Linked DNA regions of Homo sapiens: all the other regions are linked to region 3. The links are chromatin contacts, found by Hi-C or POLR2A ChIA-PET in ENCODE. All regions are on one chromosome and are shown on one strand. The core of a region is the stretch at or near the end of the contact, and the rest is flanking DNA. Distances in the headings are between cores, read along the strand shown. Region 1 has its middle 59 kb from the start of RNF144B. Region 2 holds the start of RNF144B (ring finger protein 144B). Region 3 has its middle 19 kb from the start of FAM8A1.

What was found. Hi-C counts contacts between places; a loop is a spot of excess contacts on that map. ChIA-PET counts read pairs that join two places held with the same protein, here RNA polymerase II (POLR2A). Pooled maps may share reads with other maps.
Region 1: a pooled map shows a loop between it and region 3 (2.9-fold over the local background). The contact joins two enhancer-like sites. A Hi-C loop is called at or near these places in 3 of 50 pooled maps. POLR2A ChIA-PET finds 5 or more read pairs at or near these places in 3 of 52 experiments (A549, OCI-LY7 and activated T-cell).
Region 2: a map of naive thymus-derived CD4-positive, alpha-beta T cell shows a loop between it and region 3 (2.4-fold over the local background). The contact joins the promoter of RNF144B here to the enhancer-like site in region 3. A Hi-C loop is called at or near these places in 1 of 168 maps with a recorded cell type or tissue (naive thymus-derived CD4-positive, alpha-beta T cell) and 1 of 37 single-sample maps with no recorded cell type.

Annotation. Positions count from the first base shown.
Region 1 is chr6:18,325,853-18,330,102 of GRCh38, reverse strand. No RefSeq gene overlaps it. Among named protein-coding and RNA genes, the nearest start is that of RNF144B, 59 kb to the left of the region's middle. Within about 2 kb of position 2,287, at least 13 of the 41 ENCODE cell types and tissues checked have a DNase peak (open chromatin) inside an H3K27ac peak, as active enhancers do.
Region 2 is chr6:18,385,648-18,390,557 of GRCh38, reverse strand. It overlaps RNF144B (ring finger protein 144B), which reads right to left and starts at 3,208. Exons shown (of 8, transcript NM_182757.4): 1 at 2,928-3,208.
Region 3 is chr6:17,578,887-17,583,233 of GRCh38, reverse strand. It overlaps the pseudogene SUMO2P13. Among named protein-coding and RNA genes, the nearest start is that of FAM8A1, 19 kb to the left of the region's middle. Within about 2 kb of position 2,638, at least 15 of the 41 ENCODE cell types and tissues checked have a DNase peak (open chromatin) inside an H3K27ac peak, as active enhancers do.

The DNA.
Region 1 (4,250 bases), core at 1,038-3,537, 750 kb before region 3:
CGTTTTGTTTTAATCTGATTTTAAACTGAATCAGTTGAGGCTGCTGCAAAGATGAACTATGTAATTAGAGCTAACTACTCAGTTAATACAGCTACAGCAAAGAAATACAGTCAGAGTGAAGGGCAGAGACCAAAAAGACCTTTCTTCCGCTTTCTTCACTAGAGTTATTTTTCCCTTTAGTAACGGGAAAGGGAAATATAAATACTATATTTGCATATTAGATGTGCCAAAAAATCACATTAAATAATTTTAAAATTATACTTCTTACAAAATATTCACTTTATCACTTCTTGTAAAATAAATTTATCCTGGGAAAAGGAACTAATTGTTCCTTAAAGAGTTACTAAATGTACTTATTTACATTTAGCATGGTTTTCTCACACACAAACCAATCACACCCACAAGGCCTGCAACAAGAAGGGCTTAATACTTTCAAAGGAACCATTATTTTTGGAATGTCCTGATTTTTAGAAATAATTTTCAAGCAATGATGTCCTGTTCATTATTTTTATTTTTATTTTTTTCAGATGAAGTCTCACTCTGTCTTCCAAGCTGGAGTGCAATGGCACAATCTCGGCTCACTGCAACCTCTGCCTCCCAGGTTCAAGCAATTCTCCTGTCTCAGCCTCCCAAATAACTTTTTGTATTTTTAGTAGAGACGGGGTTTCACCATGTTGGCCAGGCTGATCTTGAATTCCTGACCTCAGGTGATCCACCTGCCTCATGCTCATTATTTTTAAAAGCTAGCTGAGCACGGTGGTTCACACCCATAATCCCAGCACTTTGGGAGGCAGAGGTGGGAGGATCGCTTGAGGCCAGGAGTTCAAGACCAGCCTGGGCAACACAGTAGGACCTCATCTCTATTAAAAATATATATATATATTAGGTGGGCTGGTGCTTTGCACCTGTAGTCTCAGCTACTCAGGAGGCTGAGGCAGGGGGATCACTTGAGGCTGGGTGGTCAAGGCTACAGTCTCTCCAACAACAACAACAACAAAAAAGCCATGGTTAATCTAGTTACTATTCCCACTTAGTTTCAGGAATTGAAAAGAATTTCAAAGTTTACTAAAAAGCAGGGAAGTGATACAAACATCCAATTTGCACAAAAGAGTTATTATGTCTTACCAGTGGAAATCAGGCATAATTGAACAAGTTTTAGAAACAAAGAAACCAAAATGCCTGAGAGATTGAATTTAGAATGTTCCTCAAATGCTAGTGCTAATCACAAGCTAACATGAGTATCACAGTTTCAAAATATAAGAGAACATTTTTCAAGTAATTTTTTTCATTGAAACGGAAACCCAAAAAACAATGCCAGTCATCACAGTATGTGGTAAATGTAACTTCCAGAAACAAGTAACTGACGTGTTTAACAAGGAACCTGTTTTCAGCGTTGGTGAAAGCAAACCAGGTCTGATGATGCATATCTAATCACCCAAGGAAGGCAATAAAACTAAAAAGATTCCATTGGTTCATTAACTATTAAAATCCAACACCAAAGACACAGCCCCTTTAAAGCCTTGACAACAAATATTAACTTATTACACATACAAATTATGCTCAAGACCAGCGACTTTATAATACCAGCAGTAATGCTGCTATTCAAATAATAAACAGGCAATATTATTCCTACTGGGTTGAAAGAATGAAAAATAGCTTAAGGAGTGAATTTTCAAGTGCACGTAAAATGTGGCAAGTTGGGACATGGAAAAACTGAAAGTCTTAAAGGTAGTTCCGTTACCAGAAAGGGATATAAAAATAAAAAGCTCACTCAATGAAAACATAATGCAGAATTAGGTCAGCAAAGCTGAAAACATAATACAGAATTAGGTCACCAACACAGACCTAGAAACCTCCTTCCTCTCTCCCAACTCCACACATAATTCAGTCAAGGCTGGCTGCTTTTTCACCAACCAATCCAAGGATAAAAAGCTAGGAATGAACAACATTCAGGTAAAAGGAGGCCTCTCCTTCTATGAGTGTCAAATTATATAAACCTATGAGACAGCCTCTCAGAGTCATGGCCATTGTAACTTACAGCTGAATGGAACATAAACTTTCTCCACAAATAAATTCTGTTTTGCATTGCTTGACCCAGGGCCAGCCTTGGAAACTTCTTCCATGTCTCTATCACCAGAGACTCTGCCAAGGAGAGAGGAAGGCTGCAACATCAAGCTCTTCCGCATCCCCTTCAAAACTCCAGGTGAGCTAGAGCCCTTAAGTGCCTTCGAGAACAGCAGCTGGGTGCGTAAGGGGGCGTGTCCCATCTGGTCCTGCTTAAGACCAGCAAGAGCAGAGCTGGCTCCTCTGTCCTTCTTCCTTTTTTTCTTTTCTACATCACACCCAAATGGTTGGAGCTGGTGGCCAGAGATAAGAACTTAGAGGCATTTCTACCGCTAGCCCCCTGGGCTCCCCACTCTCCCATTGCTTCCTTTAAAGGGACCATTCATGCATTTACCCTCAAATTGAAAATGGCCCACACTGTATTATGCAAAATATACTGCTAGCTGCTCGCGCTCTCTCTCTCTCTCCTCTCTCTCTCTCTCTCTCTCTCTCTCTCTTCCCTCCCTCCCTCCCTCCCTCCCTCCCTCCCTCCCTCTCTCTCTCTCTCTCTCTCTCTCTCTCTCTCTCTCTCCACCTGATCCCTCATTCCTGCCTCACATGACCTAGTGACCAAAGACTCATGGTGCTCTCCCTGCCCAGGAACTGTTTAAGTGAAAATCTTTGGACTTGTTTCCTATGAGGGTGCTGTACTGAATTTGCACCTTCCATCTGAAGAACTAGGGGCTGCCCCAGGCCTGATTTTCTCCAAGGCACCAAGGAGAGCACAAAGTCAGGCTCCCAGCAGCAGAGTGACAGTCAGACAGGCATAAACTGGACCCGATCAGACAAGAGCCACGTGGGTATCTGCCAGTATAAACAAGGTTCCTGTGAGAGAGCCCTCCTGGTTACAGGTTGGAGAACTAGGCTTTAGGCCACCCTCCAAGTAGACGTATCCTGTGAAAGGCACACAGTGAACACCCATGCCCAGCTCCCCTTCACTTCGCATCGGGGCAGCATTGTTAGCTGGTCTGGTACTAGAACCAGAGCTGGGGGCTCTTAAAACACCCGCTTTGGCCTGGCGCGGTGGCTCACGCCTGTAATCCCAGCACTTTGGGAGGCCAAGGCGGGCGGATCATGAGGTCAGGAGATCGAGACCATCCTGGCTAACACGGTGAAACCCCGTCTCTACTAAGAATACAAAAAATTAGCCAGGTGCGGTGGTGGGTGCCTGTAGTCCCAGCTACTCGGGAGACTGAGGCAGGAGAATGGCGTGAACCCAGGAGGCGGAGCTTGCAGTGAGCCGAGATAGCGCCACTGCAGTCAGGCCTGGGTGAAAGAGTGAGACTCCGTCTCAAAAAAAAAAAAAAAAAAAAAACTTCTCTCTCCCATTCTCCCCGGATTCCTGAGGCTCACATTGTGTGGTATGAGCCTGTCATATACGTGCCCAAAATGGCATCCCTTCTCTACTCTCCACTCCAACTCTATAACTCCTGCTTCATTAGTTCAACTGGGGTAGACAGAGGTGGAAAATGATCTGATATTCTAATTCACATTACAGTAATACTTAATAAAGTAAATAATTGACAGCATCTTCTCCCCACCTCAATTCCCCATGCACTCTCATTGTTAAATCAAACCAGTCTCCAAGTCTGTGTATTTTAGGCAGTATGGAGAAGGAATGGGGGATAGGTTTTGGGAATGGGAGGCTGGTTTTCTGTTGCCTGATCAATCACACCACTTGATGGCCTTAGAAGGAAGCATGATATTTCCTGAAGGGCAGGAGAAAGGCATCCCACACCTACTGTCTTTCTCCCACTGCCACCCAAGGAGTGCAAGCCCGAACATGTCCTTCCATCTCCTCTCCAGTCTTCTAACATTAACCAAAAAATTAAGTTCTGACACATGCTTCAACATGGATGAACCTGGAGGACATTAGGCTACATGAAATAAGCCAGTCACAAAAGGACAAATACTGTATGATTCCACTTAACAAGGTACCTAGGGTAGTCAAATTCATTAGAGACAGAAAGTAGAACGGTGATTTCCAGAGGTTGGGGAGAGGAGGAAATGGAGAGTTGCTATTTGTGATTATGAAAAAGTAATTCACAGGCTGGGCATGGAGGCTCGTGCCTGTAATCCCAGCACCTCTGGGAGGCTGAGGCAGGAGAGCTGTTTGAGCCCAGGAGTTCAAGACCAGCCTGGGCAAC
Region 2 (4,910 bases), core at 1,959-4,458, 810 kb before region 3:
GAAGTATCTCCAGCTATGAATAAGAAAAGTCTATTTCACTTAGATTGCTGTGTTTTGAATTCAAGAAAGAGATCTGCTCATAGATGAGAAGATCCTCATTCCACGTTGCAGAAGCATTGGTCATTTTTACTCATTTAATATATAGTTATCCATTTTTTAATAACAACTATGGTATGATGCATTAGGTTCCAAAGTACTCACCGACTGGGTAAATAGCAAATGCCAAAGTTAATAAAACTAAAACTTTAGTCCAAGACCTCCCACATACACCTAAAGGTAAAAATTATGAATTAAAATATTTACATAAATTAACTTAGGTGTCATATACCTCTTAATGGTCAAATGGTCAAGGTAACACTACCAAGAAAATTAAGATGATCGAGGTGACAAACATCGAAGTACTTTTTATAATCTGGCAAAGCAATGTGAATTCAGAACTACCACTCTAGACCCAAGTCACTTCTGACCTTATGAGAATTTCTTCCGGACAGAGACCACATCTTAGCCATCTTTATATCCCAGCATCTAACCTAGCACCTAGCAAATCAGTCACTCAGTAGTAGAGTGGATAACTTTTCTGATTGTACTTGGAGGAGAGAAAATATTAAAGGCCTGGTTCTCATCTGTATTCACTTCCAGAAATTCACAAGCTGAAAATATTGACCATTTGTTTCAGGTAAGGAGCTTCTATAAATTAAGGTAGGCACCCCTGAAAGAAATGTTTCAGTACTTAGGAGCAATGGCTACAGATACCTATTCCCCAAAGTCCAAGTGAAAAGCATGACTTGTCTGGCAGCTTGGCCCTTTTCCCACATCCAAAATAATCAGTTGTACAAAGTAGGCTTAGTCCCAAAACTGCTCAGACTTTGTTCCTTCAGTAACATCTGGGTTCAGCATGATTCCTGACCTCTATCTCAAACTGGAGATTTCAAACACTAAAAACTTCACTCTCCAAGAAAGTAATGTCATAAAGTCAAGGCCAGGGGAAACAAAGAAGCCAGGATTAGCAGAAACACTTCGGAGAAAGGATTCTGACATACATATAAATGTTTCTAAACGTCTAAAATATTGAAATGACTTTTCAAGAAGGAAATTTTAAGTGCACCTCCTCAGATGAAAAATATTCATACTACTGAGGAGAAAGACGTTTTTCAGGAAGTTAAATGGTCATACCAGGTAGATAAAATAAGCTTTTTCTTTCCAGAGAGAGCATACTCTTCTCTCTGCTGTAGAGTTTGGCTCCAAAAACCTGGTTCATAATCTGAGACCCAAAAACTGATTATTTTAAAAAGACATGTCTTAAGCTGACCTAGTTTGGAAGCCTGAATGCCTTTAAATTGCCAATGAACTGAAACCATTCATGAGAATGGGCCTTTTGAATGCTGAGAATGTTCTTTGGGACTCAGCACAAAGATATTTGGCATAGATGACTGTAAATATTTGTAAAACTCTGGGTAAATGGGCAGGATTTGACCACACTCAAGCCCGACTTCCAGCACAGTAGTGTAGGAGAAAGTTATCTAGGGTGATTGTTTGGGGTTTTGGGGGGTTTTTTTGGTTGAGTTTTGTTTGTTTTAAATAAAAAGCCAAGCAACCCAATTCTACTACTCAACATCTTTTTCACGTTCACTATATATGTTTACCTTTTTTTAATCAAGATAATTAATTAGTCAGAGACTACTTTTGAAACTGAGGTTTTTCCCTTTCCCACTTTTCTAAGTTTATGCCCACGACAAAAATAAAAAAAAAAATGCCAGTCAAAGGTGTGCAAGGGCAGAGCAGGAGTTGTGTGAAACCATGACCTTGGATTTCATAATACAATTATCTACAAGTGGCTTTGTGGATCTGCTATAGGTTTTTCTCCCCCTCAGGATAGTTTTAGAAGTATTTAAGGCACTGCTGTCCATGAAAAGGACCCAGGTTGTGAAGGAAAGATAAACTAAGGAGAAGGAGGGACTCACAGAGGGATTTGATGTGAAAGGGACCAAGAGGCTCATTTCAGTGAAAGCTGCGGCAGACAGATACTCTAATTAGCCAGCAACTCAGTTAGGACTGGCTAGGTTCCTTTTGCCTCTTACCCACACCCTAAAAACTGAGTCATCCCAAAGTTCATTTATTTTGCTTCTGGGCACAGACACCCCCTAATCTGCTTCCTCAGAAATGTTAGATACATTGCCATTTAATTTATACCTCTCAATGTTCAAATAAACGTCCAGAAATGCCAAATCGGAAGAGCAGAGATAGTCCTGTTAAGAACCTCAGAGCTAATGTTTTGATAAGATACATGTGGCAGAAAGCAATATGAAACTGACAGTCTGTTATGAGAACATGAAAAAAGAACATTTCCCAGAGAAGGGAATTAATTTCTGGGAAATCTTTATGTGAATAGTGTATATGCATGAGGAGTAGACTTACAGCAGGATCCTTGAAACTCATGAGAAAAACAAAAGGTGTTTTAGAAAGAATAAGCAAAAGATACCTACCTTTTCCCTGCACAAACGACAATCAGTTCGATTTTAACTTAAATTTGAGAATGGCTCTCGTAGTATCAGAGTTTCACTGTTTCATTAGCAATTACCTGATAAAATAAGCACTATAATGCATAATCCGAGATTATGCCAACTTTTGGTCTCCCCTTAAGACCTAGGGAGAGGTCTGGTCTAATCTCGGATTCTACAATACATTCTATTATAGAAACTGTTTTATTAGAAATGAAACTACTTTCCTTTAACAAAGGCATTTTTCTTCTAAGTTAACAGGTGTTTAAGGCATTCAGAATGAATTCAGTTCTGTATGGTTTGAGCACTAGAGACAGAAAATCGAAAAATTGTGGTGTCACAGTGAGTTTCCTGTCCTTTTTCCTTAGTCCAGCAACACCATTCCGGTCTTGCAACGCCTGTAGCCTTTAAAAAGCTCGCTAAACCTACCTGGCAGCAGACCTGCGTTCCTCCGTCGCCGGGCTTCTCAGTAGCCTCCCTCGCGCTCACCGCCAGTCCGGGCTGCTGGCACACCGGACAGGAGCTCTTCCATTCTCTCCGTCTTTCCTCCGTGCTCTGCGGCTGACAGCTTTACACTTTGCAAGACTGCAACAGGACTTGCGCTCCCAGACCTACGGGTCGGGAGGAGGCGGAGTCCCCGACCGCCTCCTAGCCTTGACTGGCAGCTGCGATGCCCGGGACTGTTGCAGCGGGAGCGTGGGGCACAGCTCGCCAGCAGCGGTAGCAGCGCGTTTATTTATACAGGAAGCTCAGGCGCCGCACTTCCTACTTCCCATGTGGGTCGTACTTCAGCTGCAGGTGTTGGCCTTAACCCTATCCGAACCCGGGCGCGCTGCACCGACTCTACTGCTTGTCAGGACCTGTCTCTTGTTCTCCTGGGACCGCTGTTGCAGGAATTCAGAGCAGGGGGTGCAGGCAGCTGCCCCTAGCGCACTTCTTCTGCCCAGACAGGGACAGCTCACCTCTTGGCCTTAAGCGCCTGCTACCTCTCTGTCTGTACATATCCTCACAGGCCACCTTTCTTTATTTTCTCCCTCCTTCCCAGCTCTTTAAATCTCTTTCTTCTACTTCTAACAGCCCAGACCTGCCTTCCCACGTGGCAGACAACTGTTTTATAGAAACACTTCCCATGCACATCTCATCAAAAAACAGCTTGTACCTCACTTGTCCTTTTGCATCTAATGATGAAATTAGAATACCTGTGAATCAAATCGGGAATAATCTTAGTTTACCTCATAAAATACAGACACTTCTTGATGAAACAATGATTTCACTTGAAGTGCTTTGTAACTTAACTGGTTGTACCCTCAATTAAACAAAAATGTAACAAAATAATCCAGAAGCTGTGAGGTATTATGAAGTGCTTCCTTGCTCCAAACCCTTGGACACTTCATTTGTGTGACATTCATAATGAATCGCATACCTACTCATTCCCCATATCCCCCATAGATCACAATCACCTAAGTCTGCTGAACATTGCCATTTAGGAATGTCGCTCTGACACAAGAATCTGTGTTCACTCTGCAATCCCTCTCTACTTTTGCAACCACTGTCAGGAATGTGCTTCCTAAAAGGAAGGGACTCACAGGCCCTTTGTGGAAAGGATCTGTGCACGCCAACAGGCACCATTCCAAACGACACAAGCAAACATTGCTTCTCAGCCCTCCAAGTTGAAGAAAACCTCTAGGTCAAAGCAAAGTGCTGAATAACACAGTGTATCTACATGTGCCATGCTAGGGCAGGTAGGAGGACCAGCTCACCAGTCAGGGAGGAAGAGAAAAAGGACAGGGGCAATAAGATGATAAAAGAACCCACGGTAGGATATTTGAGCTTGAAAAGTCTTCCTAGCTATTTTAGCAAATAACCTGATTTTAAAAATAAGGAAACTGGGCTGGGTGCGGTGGCTCACATCTGTAATCCCAACACTTTGAGAGGCCAAGGCGGGCAGATCATCTGGGGTCAGGAGTTCAAGACCAGCCTGGCCAACATGGTGAAACCCCGTCTCTACTAAAAATACAAAAAATTAGCTGGGCGTGGTGGTGGGTGCCTATAATCTCAGCTACTCGAGAGGCTGAGGCAGGTGAATCGCTTGAACCTGGGAGGCAGAGGCTGCAGTGAGCCGAGATTGCGCCATTGCACTCCAGCCTGGGTAACAAGAGCGAAACTCTGTCTCAAAAAAAAAAAAAAAATAAGGAAACTGATGTCCAGGAAGATTTAAGAGATTGGCCCAAACCAGACACAGGCCAAGCTAGAATGAGACCTAAATCTGAGTTACATGAGGAAGGTGAATGTAAATGAAAACCATCCCAAAGGAAGTCCAACCTTCAGATTTAGCAATGGCTTAGGTTCTGAGATAATCTATTTCAAGGAATTTTCTTGGTATAGTGACCATTTTGGTGGACAGGAACTAGG
Region 3 (4,347 bases), core at 1,389-3,888:
CTTAAATAGGCCATGTCATGTTTTTGCACATCAGACTGGAAAAATGACTAAGAGAGGTGGTATCCAGAGTTGACGAGGTTTGGAGAAAAACAGGTTCAGTCATTTGTGGAAGTATAGGCTTAGACATTTTTCGAAGGATAATTAGGCAGCATCCACCCAAATTCAGAATATCTGAGCCTTGTGAATCCTTAATCCTTTTAGAAATCTACCTTACAGAAATATGAGCACTAGAATAGAGCAATACAAGTCAAGCGTATTTCCTGTAGGATTATCTACAAAAGCAAAACAAAGAAAATAAATGAGACAGCCATCAAAAATTCAAAAATTAGAAACCAGAATGATAATACTTTTTTTCATTTAAAACAAGGAGTTTAAACAAGATGCTTAACTTGAAGGGAAAACTAGGATTCTTTGTTTTAGAGTAATTTATCCCTAAAGACAGATTGCCCTACACGTAACAGCTACGTACAAAAAAGTATAAAATTGTCCTTGGTTTTACAATGGTAAATGAAAAACATTAAAATTCTCCAACTGAACAAGGTATGCAAGGATTTTTTTTATTTTTTTGTTAAAATAGTGAGAGCAAAATAACTTACTGGAATATAAACGTAAGAGCCGACTGAGCATGCCACTAATGGAGAAAATGGGGTATTTCCACAGCCTCAGTGTTTTTCCCCATCCCGTCACCACTTGATGTCAATCGAAACATACCATTGGCTGCTTGGTTAAAAAAAAAAAGGAATATGCTTGTGCACATACACCAGTTACGTTATGTACAATAAAGAAATGGGGAAGGGGGAAATGAAAGAATAGAGAAAGCTATATTATAGTACTCACGATGTGGTGGAACCAAATCGGTTTTCTAATTGCGAATGTAATCTTGGTCTTTAAAGTTAACAGTTCTGGAGTGAAGAACCAGGTTCTCTCTTCAGGAAACACCTCCTGTCTGCTGTTGGAGCATATCGATTGTATCTTCATCCTCCAACTGTGTAGGTGTTATCTATTTCATTGATGGGTTGCCCATCAAATCAGAATCTGACCTGCCTCATTGACAATCCCTGTCATTCACAATAGGCTTTAATTAGTTTACTAAGTGGTGCATACCTCTTAAAGTGCACCCCAGAACCGCCCCGCCCCCTTCAAATTAATATGATCATTGTTCTCAGGCTCGACTCCTTCCTAGGGCTTTTCGTAGGCCATGGGAAACGCCAGAGTCTCCTCAGCTGCCCCTTCATAAAACAGGTATCAAGTCTGCACCGGATTGTGTCTGACATTTGTGAGTTCTCGGTCTCACCGACTTCAAGAATGAAGCCACACACCCTAGCAGTATTACAGTTCTTAAGGGCAGCATGTCTAGAGTTTGTTCTTTCTGATGTTCTGATATGTTTGGAGTTTTTTCCTTCTGGTGGGTTCAGTGGTCTCACTGGCTCAGGAGTGAAGCTGCATGTTTTTGCGGTGAGCTTTACAGCTCCTAAGGCGGCCTGTCTGGAGTTATCTGTTCCTCCCGGTGGGTTCGTGGTCTAGGATGGCTTCAGAAGTAAAACTACAGATCTTCGCAATGACTGTTACAGTTCACAAAGGCAGTGTGGACCCAAACAATAAACAATAACAAGATTTATAGCAAAAAGCAAAAGAACACAAGCTTCCATAGTATAGAACCAGCCCCTAGCCCGTTACCACTGCTGGCTCGGGCAGCCTGCTTTTAGTCTCTTATCTGGCCTCGCCCACATCCTGCTGATTGGTCCATTTTACAGAGAGCCGATTGGTCTGTTTTACAGACAGCTGATTGGTCCGTTTTGACAGGGTGCTGATTGGTGCATTTACAATCCTTGAGCTAGACACAAAAGTTCTACAGGTCCCCACTAGATTAGCTAGATACAGAGTGTGGACTGGTGTATTTACAAACCCTGAGCTAGATACAAACTGCCGATTGGTGCATTCACAATCCCTTAGCTAGACATAAAGATTCTCCAAGTCCCCCCCAGATTAACTAGATACAGAGTGCCCATTGGTGCATTCACAAACCCTGAGCTAGACACAGAGTGCTGATTGGTGTGTTTACAAACCTTGAGCTAGATACAGAGTGCTGATTGCTGTATTTACAATCCCTTAGCTAGACATAAAGATTCTCCAAGTCCCCACCAGACTCAGGAGCCCAGCTGGCTTCACCCAGTGGATCCTGCACCGGGGGCGCAAGTGGAGTTCCCTGCCTGTCCGGAGCCGTGCGCCCGCACTCCTCAGCCCTTGGGCGGTCTATGGGACTGGGCGCCGTGGAGCAGGGGGCGGCGATCGTCAGGGAGGCAGCTAAAGCCCCGCGAGAAATCGAGCACAGCAGCTGCTGGCCCAGGTGCTAAGCCCCTCACTGCCCAGGCCGGCGGGGCCGGCCAGTAGCTGCGACGGGCGGGGCCCGCCGAGCCCACGCCTATCTGGAACTCGCGCTGGCCCGCAAGCGCCGCGCGCAGCCCGGCTTCCCAGCCGCGCCTCTCCCTCCACGCTTCTCCCTCCACACCTCTCCGCAAACCGAGGGAGCCGGCTTCGGTCTTGGCCAGCCCAGAAAAGGGCTCCCACAGTGCAGCGGCGGGCTGAAGGGGCTCCTGAAGCGCCGCGAGAGCGGGCGCCAAGGCCGAGGAGGCGGCGCCTAGAGAGAGCGAGGGCTGCGAGGCTGCCAGCACGCTGCCACCTCTCAGAATGAGCATACAAGCAGCACCAAGAGCGGCAGAGAAAGCAATAGTACAATTTCTCAATAAATCTAAAAGCTAATTCTTTGAAAAAAAATATATATATATATACACATACAGGCTGGGCACGGTGGCTCACGCCTGTAATCCCAGCCCTTTGGGAGGCGGGAGGCGGGCGGATCACGAGGTCAGGAGATCGAGACCATCCTGGCTAACCCGGTGAAACCCCGTCTCTACTAAAAATACAAAAAATTAGCCCGGCGTAGTGGCGGGCGCCTGTAGTCCCAGCTAGTCTGGAGGCTGAGGCAGGCGAATGGCGTGAATTCACCCCGGAGGCGGAGCTTGCAGTGAGCTGAGATCGCGCCACTGCACTCTAGTCTGGGCGACAGAGCCAGACTAAGTCTAAAAAAAAAAACAAAAAAAAAACACAAATATATATATATACACACATACACATATATATACACACATATATATAGCGTGTGAAAGTCTAGTAATGTTAATTAAGAAAAAAATTATAACTATAGACATTAAGAATGAGAAATTGTATTGAAAATACTGAAACAGCGGGCGCGGTGGCTCATGCCTGTAATCCCAGCACTTTGAGAGGCCGAGGCGGGCGGATCACGAGGTCAGGAGATGGAGACCACGTTGAAACCCCGTCTCTAATAAAAATACAGAAAATTAGCCCGACGCGGTGGCGGGCGCCTGTAGTCCCAGCTACTCCGGAGGCTGAGGCAGGAGAATGGCGTGAACCCGGGAGGCGGAGCTTGCAGTGAGCTGAGATCGCACCACTGCACTCCAGCCTGGGTGACAGAGTGAGACTCCGTCTCAAAAAAAAAAAGAAAGAAAAAGAAAATACTGAAACAATTTTTTCAAAATAAAATGAAGTTGACGTTCAAGTTCATTCCAACAAATTTGAAAACCCAGAGAAAATAGGTTATTTCCTAGGAAAATGATAAATTGCCAAAATTGACTTAAAGACAAAAACCTAAAGACATTTATAACCACTAAAAAAATTAAAAAATCAAAATACTTGTCAAAAACAATTAACTTTTTATTTTTTCAGTTATTTTTAAATTATAATTTTATAGTTTTATTATTTGAGTTTTGAGACAACGCCTATATAATATTTGTATTTTGGAATTTGAGACATTAATTTTGAACTATTGCATGATGAATTTTTAAATATGTTCCATAAGATATTGGAAAAATGGGCTGGGTGTGGTGGCACACGCCTGTAATCCCAGCACTGGGAGGCCCAGGTGGGTGGATCACCTGACATCAGGAGTTCGAGAGCAGCCTGGCCAACATGGTGAAGCCCCATGTCTACTAAAAATACAAAAAATTAGGCAGGTGTAGTGGCAGATGCCTGTAATCCATGCTAATTGGGAGGCTGAGGCAGGAGAATCGCTTGAACCCAGCCTGGACAATAGAGCAAGACCCTGTCTCAACAAAGAGAAAAAAAAGATATTGGAAAAATGGTTTATATAATACTTGGAACTTTCTAGCTAATCTTTAAAAACCAGAATATTCCTTGTTTGTCTACCTATCATCTATTTATAATTATAAAAGTAATCCAAGCTTATTATAACAAATTTAAACCACAAAAAAAGACAATTGTGTTTGCACCTCAAAGGATTACCACTCACTGTTAAGTCAGTACATA